2 separate regions of the Homo sapiens genome follow, and region 2 is linked to region 1. Evidence: chromatin loops called from intact Hi-C (ENCODE). Cell type or tissue: dorsolateral prefrontal cortex. All regions are shown on one strand. Links, peaks and the distances in the headings refer to the core of each region. The heading gives the core; the rest is flanking DNA.

The links. Peaks named below come from ENCODE experiments on the same cell type or tissue, not always from the same donor. Only the 100,000 strongest peaks of a DNase experiment are listed, where the experiment ranks them.
Region 2: a loop joins it to region 1, with 2.3 times the contacts of the local background. A loop is called at or near these places in 2 of 110 quality-filtered maps.

The regions. Positions count from the first base shown.
Region 1 is chr11:7,653,159-7,663,368 of GRCh38, reverse strand. It overlaps PPFIBP2 (PPFIB scaffold protein 2), which reads right to left. Exons shown (of 24, transcript NM_003621.5): 24 at 9,613-10,210. The coding sequence ends at 10,151. Among named protein-coding and RNA genes, the nearest start is that of CYB5R2, 15 kb to the left of the region's middle. In dorsolateral prefrontal cortex, for the core only: CTCF peaks have their summits at 5,617 and 5,818 (motif pointing right); DNase peaks (open chromatin) are centred at 5,878 and 6,361; H3K27ac peaks cover 4,999 bases.
Region 2 is chr11:7,246,604-7,256,813 of GRCh38, reverse strand. SYT9 (synaptotagmin 9) reads right to left here and starts at 4,910. Exons shown (of 7, transcript NM_175733.4): 1 at 4,483-4,910. The coding sequence starts at 4,627. RefSeq lists a silencer at 4,878-5,017. In dorsolateral prefrontal cortex, for the core only: CTCF peaks have their summits at 4,622 and 4,822; DNase peaks (open chromatin) are centred at 3,943 and 4,763; H3K4me3 peaks cover 2,261 bases; H3K27ac peaks cover 1,884 bases; H3K27me3 peaks cover 1,050 bases.

The DNA.
Region 1 (10,210 bases), core at 2,211-10,210:
TCTGTTAGAAGGAAAACTAACAAACAGAAAGGACATCCACACCAAAAACCCATCTGTACATCACCATCATCAAAGACCAAAAGTAGATAAAACCACAAAGATGGGGAAAAAACAGAACAGAAAAACTGGAAACTCTAAAAAGCAGAGCGCCTCTCCTCCTCCAAAGGAATGCAGCTCCTCACCAACAACAGAACAAAGCTGGATGGAGAATGACTTTGACGAGCTGAGAGAAGAAGGCTTCAGACGATCAAATTACTCTGAGCTACGGGAGGACATTCAAACCAAAGGCAAAGAAGTTGAAAACTTTGAAAAAAATTTAGAAGAATGTATAACTAGAATAACCAATACAGAGAAGTGCTTAAAGGAGCTGATGGAGCTGAAAACCAAGGCTTGAGAACTACGTGAAGAATGCAGAAGCCTCAGGAGCCGATGCGATCAACTGGAAGAAAGGGTATCAGTGATGGAAGATGAAATAAAAGAAATGAAGCGAGAAGGGAAGTTTAGAGAAAAAAGAATAAAAAGAAATGAACAAAGCCTCCAAGAAATATGGGACTATGTGAAAAGACCAAATCTATGTCTGATTGGTGGACCTGAATGTGATGGGGAGAATGGAACCAAGTTGGAGAACACTCTGCAGGATATTATCCAGGAGAACTTCCCCAATCTAGCAAGGCAGGCCAACGTTCAGATTCAGGAAATACAGAGAACGCCAGAAAGATACTCCTCGAGAAGAGCAACTCCAAGACACATAATTGTCAGATTCACCAAAGTTGAAACGAAGGAAAAAATGTTAAGGGCAGCCAGAGAGAAAGGTCGGGTTACCCTCAAAGGGAAGCCCATCAGACTAACAGCGGATCTCTCAGCAGAAACCCTACAAGCCAGAAGAGAGTGGGGGCCAATATTCAACATTCTTAAAGAAAAGAATTTTCAACCCAGAATTTCACATCCAGCCAAACTAAGCTTCATAAGTGAAGGAGAAATAAAACACTTTACAGACAAGCAAATGCTGAGAGATTTTGTCACCACTAGGCCTGCCCTAAAAGAGCTCCTGAAGGAAGTGCTAAACATGGAAAGGAACAACCGGTACCAGTCGCTGCAAAATCATGCCACAATGTAAAGACCATCAAGACTAGGAAGAAACTGCATCAACTAACGAGCAAAATAACCAGCTAACATCATAATGACAGGATCAAATTCACACATAACAATATTAACTTTAAATGTAAATGGACTAAATGCTCCAATTAAAAGACACAGACTGGCAAACTGGATAAAGAGTCAAGACCCATCAGTGTGCTGTATTCAGGAAACCCATCTCACGTGCAGAGACACACATAGGCTCAAAATAAAAGGATGGAGGAAGATCTACCAAGCAAATGGAAAACAAAAAAAGGCAGGGGTTGCAACCCTAGTCTCTGATAAAACAGACTTTAAACCAACAAAGATCAAAAGAGACAAAGAAGGCCATTACATAATGGTAAAGGGATCAATTCAACAAGAGGAGCTAACTATCCTAAATATATATGCACCCAATACAGGAGCACCCAGATTCATAAAGCAAGTCCTGAGTGACCTACAAAGAGACTTAGACTCCCACGCATTAATAATGGGAGACTTTAACACCCCACTGTCAACATTAGACAGATAAACGAGACAAAGTCAACAAAGGATACGCAGGAATTGAACTCAGCTCTGCACCAAGTGGACCTAATAGACATCTACAGAACTCTCCACCCCAAATCAAGAGAATATACATATTTTTCAGCACCACACCACACCTATTCCAAAATTGACCACATAGTTGGAAGTAAAGCTCTCCTCAGCAAATGTAAAAGAACAGAAATTATAACAAACTATCTCTCAGACCACAGTGCAATCAAACTAGAACTCAGGATTAAGAATCTCACTCAAAACCACCCGACTGCATGGAAACTGAACAACCTGCTCCTGAATGACTACTTGGAACATAACGAAATGAAGGCAGAAATAAAGATGTTCTTTGAAACCAACGAGAACAGAGACACAACATACCAGAATCTCTGGGACACATTCAAAGCAGTGTGTAGAGGGAAATTTATAGCACTAAATGCCCACAAGAGAAAGCAGGAAAGATCCAAAATTGACACCCTGACATCACAATTAAAAGAACTAGAAAAGCAAGAGCAAACATATTCAAAAGCTAGCAGAAGGCAAGAAATAACTAAAATCAGAGCAGAACTGAAGGAAATAGAGACACAAAAAACCCTTCAAAAAATTAATGAATCCAGGAGCTGGTTTTTTGAAAGGATTAACAAAATTGATAGACTGCTAGCAAAACTAATAAAGAAAAAAAGAGAGAAGAATCAAATAGACACAATAAAAAATGATACAGGGGATATCACCACCGATCCCACAGAAATACAAACTACCATCAGAGCATACTACAAACACCTCTACGCAAATAAACTAGAAAATCTAGAAGAAATGGATAAATTCCTCGACACATACACTCTCCCAACACTAAACCAGGAAGAAGTTGAATCTCTGAATGCACCAATAACAGGATCTGAAATTGTGGCAATAATCAATAGCTTACCAACCAAAAAGAGTCCAGGACCAGATGGATTCACAGCCGAATTCTACCAGAGGTACAAGGAGGAACTGGTACCATTCCTTCTGAAACTATTCCAATCAATAGAAAAAGAGGGAATCCTCCCTAACTCATTTTATGAGGCCAGCATCATTCTGATACCAAAACCTGGCAGAGACACAACAAAAAAAGAGAATTTTAGACCAATATCCTTGATGAACATTGATGCAAAAATCCTCAATAAAATACTGGCAAAACGAATCCAGCAGCACATCAAAAAGCTTATTCACCATGATCAAGTGGGCTTCATCCCTGGGATGCAAGGCTGGTTTAATAGACGCAAATCAATAAATGTAATCCAGCATATAAACAGAGCCAAGGACAAAAACCACGATTATCTCAATAGATGCAGAAAAAGCCTTTGACAAAATTCAACAACCCTTCATGCTAAAAACTCTCAATAAATTAGGTATTGATGGGACGTATTTCAAAATAATAAGAGCTATCTATGACAAACCCACAGCCAATATCATACTGAATGGGCAAAAACTGGAAGCATTCCCTTTGAAAACGGGCACAAGACAGGGATGCCCTCTCTCACCACTCCTATTCAACACAGTGTTGGAAGTTCTGGCCAGGGCAATTAGGCAGGAGAAGGAAATAAAAGGTATTCAATTAGGAAAAGAGGAAGTCAAATTGTCCCTGTTTGCAGATGACATGATTGTATATCTAGAAAACCCCATTGTCTCAGCCCAAAATCTCCTTCAGCTGATAAGCAACTTCAGCAAAGTCTCAGGATACAAAATCAATGTACAAAAATCACAAGCATTCTTATATACCAACAACAGACAAACAGAGAGCCAAATCATGAGTGAATTCCCATTCACAATTGCTTCAAAGAGAATAAAATACCTAGGAATCCAACTTACAAGGGATGTGAAGGACCTCTTCAAGGAGAACTACAAACCACTGCTCAAGGAAATAAAAGAGGATACAAACAAATGGAAGAACATTCCATGCTCATGGGTAGGAAGAATCAATATCGTCAAAATGGCCATACTGCCCAAGGTAATTTACAGATTCAATGCCATCCCCATCAAGCTACCAATGCCTTTCTTCACAGAATTGGAAAAAACTACTTTAAAGTTCATATGGAACCAAAAAAGAGCCCACATTGCCAAGTCAATCCTAAGCCAAAAGAACAAAGCTGGAGGCATCACACTACCTGACTTCAAACTATACTACAAGGCTACAGTAACCAAAACAGCATGGTACTGGTACCAAAACAGAGATATAGATCAATGGAACAGAACAACAGAGCCCTCAGAAATAACGCCACATATCTACAACTATCTGATCTTTGACAAACCTGAGAAAAACAAGCAATGGGGAAAGGATTCCCTATTTAATAAATGGTGCTGGGAAAACTGGCTAGCCATATGTAGAAAGCTGAAACTGGATCCCTTCCTTACACCTTATACAAAAATCAATTCAAGATGGATTAAAGACTTAAAGGTTAGACCTAAAACCATAAAAACCCTAGAAGAAAACCTAGGCATTACCATTCAGGACATAGGCATGGGCAAGGACTTCATGTCTAAAACACCAAAAGCAATGGCAACAAAAGACAAAATTGACAAATGGGATCTAATTAAACTAAAGAGCTTCTGCACAGCAAAAGGAAACTACCATCAGAGTGAACAGGCAACCTACAAAATGGGAGAAAATTTTCGCAACCTACTCATCTGACAAAGGGCTAATATCCAGAATCTACAATGAACTCCAACAAATTTACAAGAAAAAAACAACCCCATCAAAAAGTGGGCAAAGGACATGAACAGACACTTCTCAAAAGAAGACATTTATGCAGCCAAAAAACACATGAAAAAATGCTCATCATCACTGGCCATCAGAGAAATGCAAATCAAAACCACAATGAGATACCATCTCACACCAGTTAGAATGGCAATCATTAAAAAGTCAGGAAACAACAGGTGCTGGAGAGGATGTGGAGAAATAGGAACACTTTTACACTGTTGGTGGGACTGTAAACTAGTTCAACCATTGTGGAAGTCAGTGTGGCGATTCCTCAGGGATCTAGAACTGGAAATACCATTTGACCCAGCCATCCCATTACTGGGTATATACCCAAAGGACTATAAATCATGCTGCTATAAAGACACATGCACACGTATGTTTATTGCAGCATTATTCACAATAGCAAAGACTTGGAACCAACCCAAATGTCCATCAATGATAGACTGGATTAAGAAAATGTGGCACATATACACCATGGAATACTATGCAGCCATAAAAAATGATGAGTTCATGTCCTTTGTAGGGACATGGATGAAATTGGAAATCATCATTCTCAGTAAACTATCGCAAGAACAAAAAACCAAACACCGCATATTCTCACTCATAGGTGGGAATTGAACAATGAGATCACATGGACACAGGAAGGGGAATATCACACTCTGGGGACTGTTGTGGGGTGGGGGGAGGGGGGAGGGATAGCACCTGGAGATATACCTAATGCTAGATGACGAGTTAGTGGGTGCAGTGCACCAGCATGGCACATGTATACATATGTAACTAACCTGCACAATGTGCACATGTACCCTAAAACTTAAAGTATAATAAAAAAAAAATGACAACATGCTCTTTTAGGCTGCAGAAACTAATATTGGAGCATCTGTAACCTTTGGCAGAGTCTTGTTTGAAACTGGTCTGTACTCCACTACACTGTAAGCACCTTTAGGCAGGGACCTTGGCATTCATGCCTGTATCTCTAGCCCTGGCATGGAAGGTTCTTAACACACACATGCGAAGGAGTGGGTGGATGAGGAACTTAGGAGCACAGATCTCCTTGGCAACTGGAGGACTGTCTACAGGAGCCAGTGCAGAGCAGGTGCTCCAAGTTTGTGGTGAGGACGGGTATGGTAAGACGACAAGAAACTTCAAGGTGAGCTGTGCTCTGGCTCAAGGGCAGACACGGCACTGTGGGAGAGCTACCTGTAACTGGATCATGCGGGAAGGCTTCCTGAGAGATGGTCTCTTTGCCGTGCCTTGAGAGACAGGATTTTCCCTCATGAAGGGGACTAGGAGAAAAATGCATTCCCTAGTGAGGGAAGGGCCTGAGCAGACGCCTGGAGGGAGGAAGGACTAAAGAGTGGAGAGGAAACAGACATGTTTGGGAAGTTGGTGAGTTGGGGTGGAAACACGGAGCTTGAGGTGCTCAAGGGCCTTCCACTTGGGGGAGCTATTTAATCAGACATTACGCCTGAGCTGCTCCAAGGGCAAGGCCTGGGAGGAGGCTGTGTGTCAGCTTGGGTGGAGGCAGAAGGCAGGGTGTGCACGTGTTGGGGACGCCTCTGCTCCAAGCTGGGAGTCGCACAGATACCCCTTGCAGATGACGGGAGATAGAGTCAGGCAGTGCTGTGGGTAAGGAGCCTCGTTGCTTTACCCGCTCATACCCTAAACACCTGCCTTGCCCAGCCACAGTCCCAAGAATGGAAAAAGCACGTTCTGTGAAGCAGCCCCGGAGGGACCTCCTGGTGACCATTTCACAAAACACAGTCTCTACAGAACATTCAAAACAGTTTTTCGGAACTTTTTTTCCAGCAGGTTTTATGAACTAACAGCTCTTCCCCTCGAGTGTGAGAGCCTCCAGGCTGTCACCAGGAATATCACGAGCCATCGAGTCTGTGTGCTGATATGTCACTGCCCTCCCACAAAGTGGTCTGCAGTCCACGTATAAAAGTACAAAAGGTATGAAGCCTGCGGTGAAGAGCGCAGCATGGTTGAAGACACACATGGACCCTGGGGCCACCCCTGGACACCTGTCCCACAGCTCTGCTTCATGCCTGTCAGCAGCCTGTCTGAGACACCCTGCCAGCCCGGACTGGGCTTGCAGAGGGGGCTGTGTGCCCGCTCCCCACAGAAGCAAAGGCTCCGGGGCCCCCACACATGCCTCCCTACGCTCTCAGCCACGAAGAAAGTCATCTCCAGTCATCAGAGTTGGGGGCAGGCAGGCGAGAGTCATTCAGCAGCTGGTCCTGGCTCAGCATTGTCTGAAAAGGACACAGCCGAAGGGTCAGTTTAATAGAGTTTTGGTCCAGGCTGCCCTGCGGCAGCTGCACCGGAACTAGAGGGCACTGGGTGAGGGCTGCATCTGACACAGGTGCACTATAAGTTTATAGTGTCCCAAGAAACCCTGAGTATTGGGTCAGAATAAACAACACTATTAAGATAAAAATAAATTGTTCATCTTAGAAATAAATTTTCTATTTTCAGGCCACCAAAGGCCTAGATCATAAGGGCAAGTGTGGGCAGATTCCTTTCATGGGTGGGCCAATAAATAAAAACGTTGAGTAAAACTGATCCTGTTTGGAGTCAGGGAGACTTTCCTGTTTTGTCCTTGAAAACAAGGAGAGTCGTGTGTCCCTGTCCTTGTCCTGTCATCCCAATGGGCCTTGCTAGACAAGCAAGCAAAGTACAGGGACAGGGGCCTCGATGGGGACAGACACTATAGCCAATAGGCTCAGTGATGGAATGTCCAAGAACTAAAAGGCCTTGGGAGTGATGGATCCTCAAAAACAAATCCTGTGCTCTGTGGCTGGCCTTTTCCTGCCAGCTCTAGTCTGCCTATAAGCCTGGCAAGGAGGATGTCATTAGCCCTGCTTTACAGATAACTAAGCCAAAGCTCAGGAGAGAATGACATCCAAGGTCACAGAGCTAGTGAAGTCAGAGCAGGGACTTCAGCCTCACTCCAAAGCTGCTTTTCGAGGCCAAACTGCTTCCCCATGATATGGTTTGTCCTTTCGGGCGTGCCAGGATGTGCTCACAAGCCTGTCAACACTCTGTGATACCCACAAAGTCAGAGGCACGATAGGAAATGCATATGTCTCTGGGCAGAGGGTGGAAGTGTCCACTAGGACAGGATGCAGCCTGGGCTCTAGGCTGATGAGACAGGTGATCTAGAGTTGCTGAGCATCTTGGTTTCCTCATCTCTAAGCCTGGGAAGAGGACCTGAGATCTAGTGTGCTTTAGCTGGCTTTGGCTAACAGCCGATGAGCCTCCCCACTGCCCTTAGGGGCTCAAGGTCCAGTAACAGGCCAACAGAGAAGGCCCCTGGGCTGCTTTCTGCCTCGTGGCTGGCTCAGGCTCAGGCTGTGACCCCAGCACTAAGCACCATTCTTCGCCGTCCCCCAGGCCTTGTGCATACCACACCACACCACACCAAACTCACTGGGCCTCCCTGGCACCAGTCTGACTGTGGGGAGAGGGTCAGAGTCCTACCGTAAGGCGGTGAATGTCTTGGGAGAGGAGCCCTATCTGCGTCACGGTACCTTCCGAAGGTGCCATCTGTAAAATGGGCAGCAGCCTGGTCAGCACACATGGATGCAGCTTGTGATTCAGAGAGATGGCATGCAAGTCCTGTCGTGCTCAAGCCTGGCTTCTCCAGGGCATGCTTCTCTGGAGGGACAGGCAAGGAGTGGGCCAGGCCCTGAGGAGTGACAGGTGGGTGGAGCACATGCTGCTCCTGTTTCCTGGGGAAAGGCATCAATGTCCCACACTGCATGCATACCTCTCCTGGGGCCCCACTGGGAACTGGCATTCAGGGTACACAGAGGCAAGACACAAGCTTGTCAGAAGCAGCCCTTCTGCACGTGTTCAATGTTCCAGCTATTTCCAGGAGCAGAGAGCAGTAGGAATGAAGGCCTTCAGGATGCTAGACTCCTGCTACCAGGCAACAGGAGCTCAGACACCAATGCCCTGACATAGGTGGGCATCCTTCCTCACTACTCAAGAGCCTCCCTCCTGCCCCTCCTTCTCAGGTAATGCTGGTCTCTTCCTCCTTCCCTAAACCTACTTAGACACTGTAGATTTGGAAACATCCTCTGTAAATTTGGAGGGCACCAAGTGTAACCCCTCCCTTGTTTTATAGGTAGGAAAACAAGCCCACAAAGGGAACAGGACTTACTTGAGGGTGCAGAGAATCAGTGGCACAACAGTTCCATGCAGGTTTTGAAAACAGGCACATGCAGAGATCCCTGTACCGCAACATAAGAAACAAGGGACAAAGCCTGCCCTGACTGGCTCTACAACTCCAGTGGCCAGGCATCAGCCTGAATGAGCACTTGTCATCCAGTGGACCTGGGTACCAGGATCTATCAGCAGCATTGCCAGCTGGCAAGCTTGTCCCCACATCTCTCACCTCCCAGGAGGCAGTGGCCTGTGGCAACAGACCATGCCTGAGGCTGCTGGTAGTTTAAGAAGCAAATCTTAGCATAGCCTCCATCTGGTACAGAATCAGAGTGCTACAATGGAATGGAGTCATCAGGCCGTGCCCAGGCCATCAGACAGCGGTGACGTGGTGTTACTCTTCTGCGATGAGGCCCAGGGGATTGAGGGGAGCCAAGCACTGCCTGGGGGCAAACTAGAGTCTTCTGACCAGGAGTCCAGACTGGCAAGGCACATCTCTACCTCAGTCCCAGCCAGACAAGGCCCATCTGGAGGAGCCATTATCAGTCATTATCAGTCAGTCAGCCTCTAAATCAAGGGGACAGATCTCTTTCAGTTCTGCCAGCAGACAGACCAGCCCCCACCATGGTTATGAGCCTAGCTAAGTCAGTAATAGAGAAGCCAGCAAAACACATGAAAGAGAGTCTTTCCAGCAAGGTGCCTTCTTGTCTCCCCACCATCCCCTTCACTGGGGGGGCTCATGCCACTGAAAGCACTCAGCTTTGAGGTCTGCACGACAGATGGACCCTATGGTCAGGATGTGCATGAGACTTGAAGCCCCCTCGGCTTCACAGAGGGAAGCAAATTCTGAAGCAGTGCGGCCACGGACCTCCTCTGAAGGCTATGGGAGGGGGTCCCGCCTTGCTCTACCCCCCTGGTGAATCCTGAGCATGCACCTGGCTGAGGACTAGGCTCAGTGCCACCGGCTCTTCAGCTCTGCAATCCGTAGGACTCCATTTCCAGCTACCCTCAGCTCTTTTTCCCCAACAAAGTTAAAGATATGGTGAGCTGCTTGCTTTCCGCATAAATATTGCTTTTATTACAAGAAAGAAGAGACCACCTCTGAAGTAAGGCACAACACAATTCCATTGTCACTGTGGCAGAAGTCCCTGTTGCTCATCCCTTTGATCTCAGCCAAGACTGTGGTCCACGGGCCTAAGGCACTTGAGCTTTTCCCTCAACTGAAGTGTAGGGGGTGCCTGAGAGCTGAGCCTCGTGGGAGTGTCCATGGTCTCTGGACCTGCATCGAAGTTCATGTGTTTCCACTGGTGCTGAAGATGAACATCAAGAATTACTAGACATGTAAAAGTGTCTTTAAGTGTCTTTCCTCCTGAGTCCACCTTTGGCAATGGTCCCCAAAGCCTGGCCCCTTAGAGATGCAGCTCCAGATCCTGGCCACCCTCAGGGTTCAAAGAGACTGGCCCAGGGGTACACAATTGCTGGAATATTCTCTGCGAGTCATGCACACGTGCGGGGGTGAGGTGCAGTTATATGGTGACACACACAGTGTTACTGTGAGCTCTCAGGGTGCACAGAGGGCAGGTGACAAGGGCATCAGCTAATCTGTCCCACCTGGTCCAGCCCATCCAGTTCAGGGGCATCAAGGGGGCTGAG
Region 2 (10,210 bases), core at 688-8,687, 410 kb after region 1:
TGGGTACAGACACAGAGAACATGCAGAAAAATCTCCAGAATATGGAGTTGGAACATGAATGGAAAACCAGTATCCTGGATAACAGAATTCATAATCAAAAATACTAAGCTGAATCTTTACAACTACATAGAATGTGACCTACACTTAGGGATTAAATCCATCATACAAGTACAGAAGAGAGAAAGTAGGTCTAAGGGTGGCTCTTATGAAAAACACCTAGAAAATTTTCATTGACAATAACTCCTCAGTTTTCAGTACATGTGATGTGACTACCTAAGAAGCTACTTTCACTTAGACCCAATTCTTCTTTTAAATGGACTCCATGGCCCTGGGCTAGTTTACTTCTCTGGACTTCAGTTTACTCATATATATCAATCACTTTTAGCCATGGTTCTTGAACTTTAATGTGCCTACAACTCTCACCTGAGGATCCTGTTAATATACAGATTCATATTCAGTGGGTCTGGGACATAACTGAGATCTCCAATTCTAACAAGCTCCCAGCAGCTGCTGCTGCTGCTGGAACACAGATAAGTGCTTAAAAGACTTGTGAGGACTAGTGAAATGACCTACATAAAGTGCTTGGCACAGACATGGTTGGCACCCTACAGAAGAAAAGACTTAAAAAGAAAATGATAAAAACATGTTTAAGACCTAGTCATTACATGATCCAATCCTCCTTTCTGTTCCTTGGAAAGAGTGGATCTAGATAAGTTAGGCTAGTTTACCTCCTAATAGCCAAAGGTGTATGATGGAGAAGAGAGATAAGACTAATGCTTTTTGACCAAAAAAAGTATAATCAAGATCCATGGGTAGAAATTTAAGAGACCTTTTAATTCCCTACAAGGAAAACCTTCTAACAATACATACTGTTCTATAACCAATTAATCTTCTTGACAGCGAAGTCTCCAGTTAAAAAATACGAGCATAGAGCAATTGACATTAAAGAGGATAGTCATACCTCAGGTCACTGTTCAACTGTAAAACAGCTTGGCTATCTAAAGAGGCATCACACACTTAATGTGTTACAAAAAGTTAAAATAAAATAAAAAATAAACCTCATGATTTCCCTCCTCACCCCTACCTTCTTCCTGAAGACTTCTACTTGTACATGGAATTTTTTAGGTCAAAAAGCCTTTGAAGCATCCTTAATTGCCCTTCTCTCACCTTTCACATCTCTTCCTTCAATAAATACTTGCGGCTGTACCTGCAAATTGCATTCATAATCCAATTACTTCTCATCACCTCCATTACCACTATCCCTGTTGAAGTCACTATCACCTCTGTCTGGATTTCTGAAATAGCTTCCTAAGTGGTTTCTCTGACTTCACCTTTGCTCTTCAACATAGCAGTCAAAGTGTTGTCACTTCTCTGCTCAGCACCTTCTAATGGCTTCCTATCTCATTCAGAGTAAAAACCAAAGTCTTTATAATGGTTTACAAGACTCTGCATGATCCACCCTCTCTAACTCTTGACCATACACGTCTTATCACTCTCCATCTGTTTCACACCTCTCCAGCCACCTCTGAAGTCACCATTTCTAGAATCATATCAATAATGCTACCACTTCAGGGCCTTTGCGCTTGCTGTTCCCTCTGCCTTAAAGGCTAGTCTCTGAGGCCTGCAAGTTTATGTCCCACATCATTAACATATAAAACACCATAAAGGCAACCAACAGAGCATTCTAATTGCTTTCTATGGACAAAAGTGCTCACACTCAGCACTTTCCTTTCCACAAGTTGGTACAGATGACAGACTGGGTGAGGCACTTCAGTTCCAACTGTGACTTAGGCTTATTTTTTTAAACCACAATTGCATCAAGTCCTCTGTGAACACCAAGTCAGGGAAATCTGGGTGCGGTACTCCCCCAACAGGGCACTATAACTACCTGGACAAAAAAGAACCTTTCTGATGGCTCAGGCCCGCTGGTCTGTGCCCTAGTCTTTCCACACCTCTGAAAAAATGAGTAAATTTCCTAGATGCAGGGTCACTTTGCTGTCCACAGGAAATTATATCTTTTTTCTCCTTTTATAACCAAAGTCCTTAGTTCAGCTTGAGAAAACCTAGCTATCACAGGGTGGCCGTGAATGGACAATAACAGAGAAAGCTGGGACATGGCATTCAGGTGGATTCCTTTCCAGAAAAAGAAGTCATCCATTTACCGAGATGACTCTCTCTAGGAACCCATGTCTCAGGGCTGCTGTGCATGGTTGTTCTGGTTCACACTATCAACAGCAGGGACATTATTCACACGGCGTTGTGTGGTGCAGCTTTTCTACTACTCAGCTTTTAGGGTTCCGAGATTAAAGACACTCTTGCTTCAGAGGGATGAAGACAAATGCATCTGATGTAAGAATTAATGTCGGCAAGGCAAGGAAGGAGGGAAATGAAGGGAGATTTGGAAATGAAGGGAGAAGTGTCCTGAAGGAGAGGGTGCACTTTGGATGTAATCTTTGGCCTCATTTCCTCTCACCTTGCACTCGAAAACCCCCACCCCTGTCCTCATGAGCTGGCTACTTTCCAACAAAAACCAAAGAGCCACAGGGGCATGGGGCTACTTCAAAACCCTTGTGTCCTAGTTTAAGAAAGCAGAGCACTGCTATCAGGAACTCAGAGCAGCAAGGTCGACTCCTATCTCTAGCTATTCCTCCGCCAAGGAATCAGATTTCCTCTTGTAAGAAGCCTACTTAGTGACTCTTTCTCAGGGGTTGCCTGGTGTAGGGGCTGAAGAGAATCTGAGAACACAGGATCCAGCTCCCGGATTAAAAGGAGTAGAAGCAGAAAACTGGCCAAAAAGATGTGATTCAGAGATAGGCCTCATCCATCTTCTCTTGTAAAGCCAAAGACAACTGCTTATGTGGGATAACAAGGAGAACTCGTGGTCTGGTCACAGGCAAGGAAGTGAGATGTTTCAATACTAATACTTGCTTTGGGCAAAGCATGCAAAATAATTGTCTTGCTTCTGCTGCTTAAGGACGAACTTCCCCGACTTAAGACATCTTCCTGGGACTCCAGCTTGTGAGATAAGGGACTGTGGTTTATTCAGCACATCACATCCAGCAATGAGATGCACATAGGCTGGACATTAAACCTCCCTGGAAACCACTGGGATCAGTATTTCTCTACCCAATTATCCACTTTGAAGTAATATATCAATGATCATTCAATAAACTTAGTTAATATAACCACCGGCAATGGAAAACAATATTTTTTTCTTTTTCAATAGGAAAAAAAAGCCTCTGGTAGGGAAAATCTGATATAAACTTTAAAATTTTAGCAGATGACTTCACCCCACACGACCATCTTGAATATATCAAGGATATGCTATTTAAGTCTGGCTCAGTGTGACACTCTTTATAAATCAAATAATTCTTTAATTTATCTTTTGGATAAATGGATTTTTATATAATAAATTGTTTTCAATTCGTACATCATAATTTGCAAGGCAATAGCTCATTTCCAATATTTATACATAGCAATATCAAGAGAAAGGCCATTTTCTCATCCCATTTTTAACAATCCAACCACAATATGCTGTTTTGGTAAGTACTTAGGTTGGGAGAATATTCGAGAAAACTATTTCTCCAGGTGAGAAACATCTCAAGCAAACATTGGAAGGAATGCATTTTCCAGTAGCCAGTAACGGATGAGACGACCTGGGAGACCCAGGGACCTCAGGAAAAGCAAATGGCTCCACTAAAACTCCCTCCTCCAACCTTAATTGGTCAAATGCCAAAATAAATGAACTTTCCAAAGTTAAGAGCTTTGCAACTTTCACTAGGAGTAACTACAGGTGCACAAGCCAGGACCGACGAGTCTACGAACCCCATCGTGGCCGGCGGTAGTCGCTGGTCGAGCCTAGCGCCCAGGCCCAGGCCACCTCCATGCCGTGCGACCCGCCGGGAACGGGTTCAGGCCCGTCTGCCCAAGGCCAGAAGCACCCTGTCCCCGGCCCAACGCCGGATCGCGTCCCGCCCTTCTCACCCCATACCAAGGAAAGGAACTAGACGCTTGGGAGAAAGGATGAGCAGCACCCGGTGGGATTCGGCCCCAACCCGGGGCCGTCCCCAACTCCCAACTTCCCAGAGTTTCCTTCGGCCTCGTCCCCCTTCCCACGGCTCCGAGGCCGCCGCGGCCTCCCCTCGCTCTGAGTGCAGATAGCCCGGGAAGTGGAGAGCGTAGCTCGGAGCTAGGGAGCCGCCCCCAGGAGCCTTGGCGATGGGAGCGCAGGTGGCGGGCGTGGTCCCTCCAACCCTGCCCTAGCCGACCCGGAGTCGGCCTCCGTGCAGTAGCCACCGCCCGGGTCCCCGCCTGGTTACAGCATCAGGCCACAGTGCGCTGGTTCTTGATCACTCTCCTGGCTCGGTGGCCGCCCCCCGCCCTCTCCCAGTCCGCGTCGCTGTTCTGCCTCAGGCCCCGGTGCGGCCCCAAGTCCCAGCCCAGGGCCCTTAGGTCCCTCCAGGCGGCGGTGGCGGCACTCACCTGGGTCGCGGAGCCGGGGTCTGGCACGGTCCCGCAGGTGGTAAATGAAATCCTGGCAGCTGTCGTGCTCCAGGGCCCCACGGGCACAGAGCTCGGCCAGCAGCTGCAGCGCCTGGTGACAGAGCGCGTCCCTGGCCCCGGGCATCGCCCCCCCGCATCCTCGGACCGCGCCGGGCAGGCGGGCGCAGGAGACAGCCCTCCGCCTGCCAGCTCAGAGCCGCCGCCTCCGGGCCGTCCGCGCTCACCGCCAGGGACCTGCCGAGAAACGGTGCGAGCCTGAGCCCGAGCCCCAGACCCAGCCGGCCCGGCCTCCCACCGGTTGCATGCAGCTCTTCGCCAGCCGGTCGGTCAGGCTTTCTCTCTCTCCCGCCCGGTCCCTCCGTCCCTCCCCAGACACCGAGGAGAGGCGGTGCCGCACAGCCCAGAGCGCCTCTCTGCTTGCGCTCCGCCCGCTACTCGCGGCCGCCGGGGGGCGGGGCCAGGTCAGGAGTGCGCGCCGCAGGGTAGGATAGCGGCGGCCCCAGACCGGGGACCTGGGGTACTCCCCGGCTCCTGGCCGAGCGCGAGACTTGGCTTGGGACCTCGCGCCCAGAGCGGCCGCGCCCTGGCTTGGGGAGTGTGAGTGAGTGCGCGCTCCGGGCGCTTTCGCTACTCCACCCCTCATCCCTGATGCAAACCAAGCACCCGCTCCCACCGCCGAGTGTGTCCAAAGCACGTTCTTGGATGCCTAGTGCGAAGGTTACAATCTGGGCACACCCGCCAGATGCGCAGAACCGAGTCCCTGCTTCGAACTTGGAAAGAGCCGCCTGGGTTTGAACCATGGGCCTATGGGTGTCAGATGCCCAAATGCAGGGTTTGGGTCCAAGATTCGCCAACAAAGGAAGGATTTCCCAAGCACAGGCCCTTTTCGACCACTGTGGTGATTTGGATGGAGAAGGTGGAGGCTCTAGGTCAGAACTAAGATCAAATAAATAAACGATTCCTGGGAAAGACCCTGAGGCTTACCTGGGCTTCGTGGGTCCCTTAGTTTTCTAAGCAACCGTTTGGAAATCCAAACATTGCCAAAGTGTCTTCAGCACCCAAGGAGGAGTATCACAGAATCTTGGAGAGTTGGAAGGAACCTCAGGGCACCTCTCATCCACCCATCTTTTCAGCCTTTCAAGCAGTAAAGCCTAGAAATAACCACGAAGTACTCTGGGTGTGTGTGTGTGTGTGTGTGTGTGTGTGTGTGTCACTGTGCCACAAGCCTTTTAGGTACATAATCTCATTTAATTCTGTACATAGCCCAACAAGGTCTGTGTAATTGTTATCCTCATTTTACCAATGAGAAACTGGGGCCTGGGGACTCACAAAGGTGTTACTTGCTCAAATTCATACATGATGAAGGTAGCTTTGATTTTCTCTCTTTCTTTTTTCTTTTTTCCTTCTTTTTCTTTTGTCTTTTTTGTAATACTGGTGTTCAGGCCCCCACTCTAGAGCAATTAGAGTAGGATCTCTAGAACTGGTAACTATCATTCTTAGCCATGAGGTTGTGCCGTCTCTACGGACATATCACAACAATTCATATTTGCACAGAAAGATAATTTGGGATCCTATAGAATGCTCACGCAACAGGCAACCTTTGAAATCCTGCTGTGAATGGTACTAGGGTTTCAGGGAACTTACATGGGAATAGCAGAGAAAATGCAAAGTTGTAAAGGTAAAGATGCCTCCAGAGAGTTGCAAAGAGACAAACAGAGGGAGGAGAAACCAGCTTTAAGGGAGCCTGTAGGGGAGGTTGAGCAGATGCTGTTTCTTCAAAGGGGGGAACCCCTAGAGAAGAAGAAAAAGGCCATGAACAGAGAAGGTGACACCAGAGATAGTGTGATGCTGGGGGGGGGTGGCGGGGGGGACATATAGTAATGGTGAGAAGGTATGTGTGTTGAAGCACATGGAAATATTACCCTAATGCCATCATGTCAGAGAGGAACTGAAAGCAACAAGTTCAGTTAAAAAATGACTTTGATAAACCAGGCAAGAGATGATGAAGGCCTAAACCAGGCCAAAGGCATTAGCTGATTGCTAGAAACATCCAAATTTGAAAAACATTTCAAGTATTAAGTGACAAGATTGCAACCAATGGAATAAGAAAGAAGTGAAAGGCACAAACGTTTCAAAACGTTACCTGGGTCATATGTGCTCACACCCTAATAACACTTAGAAATGCAAGCCTAGAGTTTAGGAGAGAGTGAAGACTGGCAATCATCATTGGAAAGGTAGAAACTGAGTTGCCACATGGGATGGTTCCTTCAAGAAAGAAGAGTTGAAGAAATGAAAGAGGAGATTGGAAGGTAGCAATGAGAACAGGAGGAAAGATTGTACAGAGGGGAGTCATAGGGATCACGGGAGGAGGAGTGTTTGGTAGAGGAGCGAGCAACATCAACTGTAAACTTTCAAATATAGTTTAAAGAGAAAAAACTAAAAAGTGTCCTTTGGATAAAGTAGACAGTAAGACATTCAAGATTTAGACAGACTAGTTACTATGCAACCAACCTTGTGCAAGTTAACATTTTTGTGCCTAGGGTTTCTCATCTTATCTCAAAGATAACGTGTATCTTTGGGCTGTTACAAAGATTACATAAAGCAATATATTTAAGTGCTTGTAATAGTGCTGCCACATAGTATGGGCTCAACCAATATGTGTTTTTGCTGTTTCTGTTATGTTTCTACTACAATGTACGAGGTGCTAAACACACTTTCTTAATCTATTACTTACAACATCCCAAAGTGGTTGATGCTATATTTCCTATTTTACAGGCAAAGAAAGTAAAATCAGGTGGTTAAACAATTTGTTCAAGGACAAATTGGTAGACTGTTTCCAAAGACAGCCATAGCTATCCCTCCAATTCCATGTGTCCTTTTGGAGTGTGATTTTACCACTCTTCCCATCAAGAAGTCAAGTCTGTTCCCCTCTGCTTGAATTTGGGCCTGCCTTGTGACTCACTTTATTCAACAGAATGTGTAGAAGTGAAATTCTGAGCTGAGTCTAGACTTGAAAAGATCTTGCAACTTTTACAGGATATCTTGCTGGAGAGGGGTCCAGAAGAATGAGAAACAATGTGGAGAAAGAATATCATACAGAAGGGAAGTGAGATACTGCTATAGAGTGAACTGTAAATTCTTATGTTGAAGCCCTAATTCCCGATGTCACTGTATTTGGAGATAGGACTTAATTAAGAGTAAATGAGGTCATAAAGGTAGAGCCCTGATCCAATAGGATTAGTTTCCTTATAAGAATCATCAAACCAGCTGGCTGTAAGTATTTGGGTTTATTTCTGGGTTCTCTATTCTGTTCCATTGGTCTGTATACCTATTTTTATACAACTACCATGCTGTTTTGGTGACTATGGTCTTATAGTATAGTTTGAAATCAGGTAATGTGATGCCTCCAGATTTGCTCTTTTTGCTTAGTCTTGCTTTGGCTATGTGGGCTCTTTTTTGGTTCCATATGAATTTTAGAATTGTTTTTTGTAATTTTATGAAGAATGATGGTGGTATTTTGATGGGAATTGTGTTGAATTTGTAGATTGCTTTTGGCAGTATAGTCATTTTCACAATATTAATTCTATCCATCTGTGAGCATGGGACATGTTTCCATTTGTTTGTGTCATCTCTGATCTCTTTCAGCAGTGTTTTGCAGTCTTCCTTGTAGAGGTCTTTCACCTCCTTGTTTAGGTATATTCCTAAGTATTTTATTTGGAAAGGACACCCTTTTCAACAAATGGTGCTGCAATAATTGGCTAGCCACATGTAGGAGAATGAAACTGGATCCTCATCTCTCACCTTATACAAAAATCAACTCAAGATGGATTAAGGACTTAAATCTAAGAGCTGAAACTATAAAAATTCTGGAAGATAACATTGTAAAAACTCTTCTAGACATTGGCTTAGGCAAGGATTTCGTGACCAAGAACCCAAAAACAAATGCAATAAAAACAAAGATAGATACATTTCTGGGACTTAATTAAACTAAAGAGCTTTTGCACAGGAAAAAAAAAACAGCAGAGTAAACAGACAACTCACAGAGTGGGAGAAAAATCTTCACAATCTATACATCTGACAAAGGACTAATATCCAGAATCTACAACGAACTCAAACAAATCAACACGAAAAAAACAAACAATCCCATCAAAAAGTGGGATAAGGACATGGATAGACAATTCTCAAAAGAAGATATACAAATGGCCAACAAACATGAAAAAATGGTCAACATACTAATGAACAGGGAAATTGAAATCAAAAGCACAATGCGATACCACCTTACTCCTGCAAGAATGACCATAATCAAAAAATCAAAAAACAGTAGATGTTGGTGTGGATGCAGTGAACAAGGAACAATTCTACATTGCTGATGGGAATGTAAACTGGTACAACCACTATGGAAAACAGTGTGGAGATGCCTTAAAGAACTAAAAGTAGAACTACCATTTGATGCAGCTGTCCCACTACTGGGTATCTACCCAGAGCAAAAGAGGTCATTATACGAAAAAGATACTTGCACATGTATGTATATAGCAGCACAATTCACAATTGCAAAAACACAGAACCGACCCAAATGTCCATCAATCAATGAGTGGATAAAGAAACTGTGATATATATATATATATACACACATATATACGTATATATACATATGTATATATATATATCACGTATATATACACGTATATATACACGTATATATGTATATATACGTATATATACACATATATATGTATATGTGTATATATGTGTATATACATGTATACGTGTATATATATGTATATATGTGTGTATATATGTATATATGTGTATATATATGTGTGTGTATATATATATGTATATATATATGATGGAATACTACTCAGCCATAAAAAGGAATGAATTAACGGCATTCATAGTGACCTGGATGAGACTGGAGGCTATTATTCTAAGTGGAGTAACTCAGGAATGGAAAACCAAACATCTTATGTTCTCACTCACAAGCAGAGCTAAGCTGTGAGGATGCAAAGACATAAGAATGACACAATGGACTTTGGGGACTCAGGGGAAAGGGTGGGAAGGGGGCAGGAGATAAAAGACTTCAAATAGGGTGCAGCGTATAGTGCTTGGGTGATGGATGCACCAATATCTCACAAATCATCTCTAAAGAATTTAATCATGTAACCAAACACCACCTGTTCCCCAATAACCTATAGAAATAAAAAATAATTTTTAAAAAGAGTCATCAAAGAGTTTGCTTTCTCTCTGCCATGTGAGGACACAGTGAGAAGGCAGCTCTCTGCAAGCCAGGAAGAAAGCCCTCACTAGAAATGGAATTGGCTGCAACCTTGAGCTTGGACTTCCCAGACTTCTGACTGTGAGAAAATAAATTTCTATTGTTTAAGCCACCCAGTATATGCTATTTTGTTACAGTAGCCCTGGAAGACTAAAATAGATGCCTCAGTCAACAGCCAGCCCAAGACCTCACACATGTGAGTGAGGCCATGGACCTCTCGAACTTGGACCTTCCAGCCCACAAATGAGCACAGCAGACAATAAGTGAAGCAGAGGTGAACCATCCCCATTTACCAAATTTCTCACCCACAAAATCATGAGCAATAAAATGGTGGTTGTTTTAAGTCATAGAGTTTGGGAGCAACCTTTTAATGCAGCAGTAGACATCTGAAATAGGCAAAAAACTGGTAAATGATAGAAACAGGACTGGAAT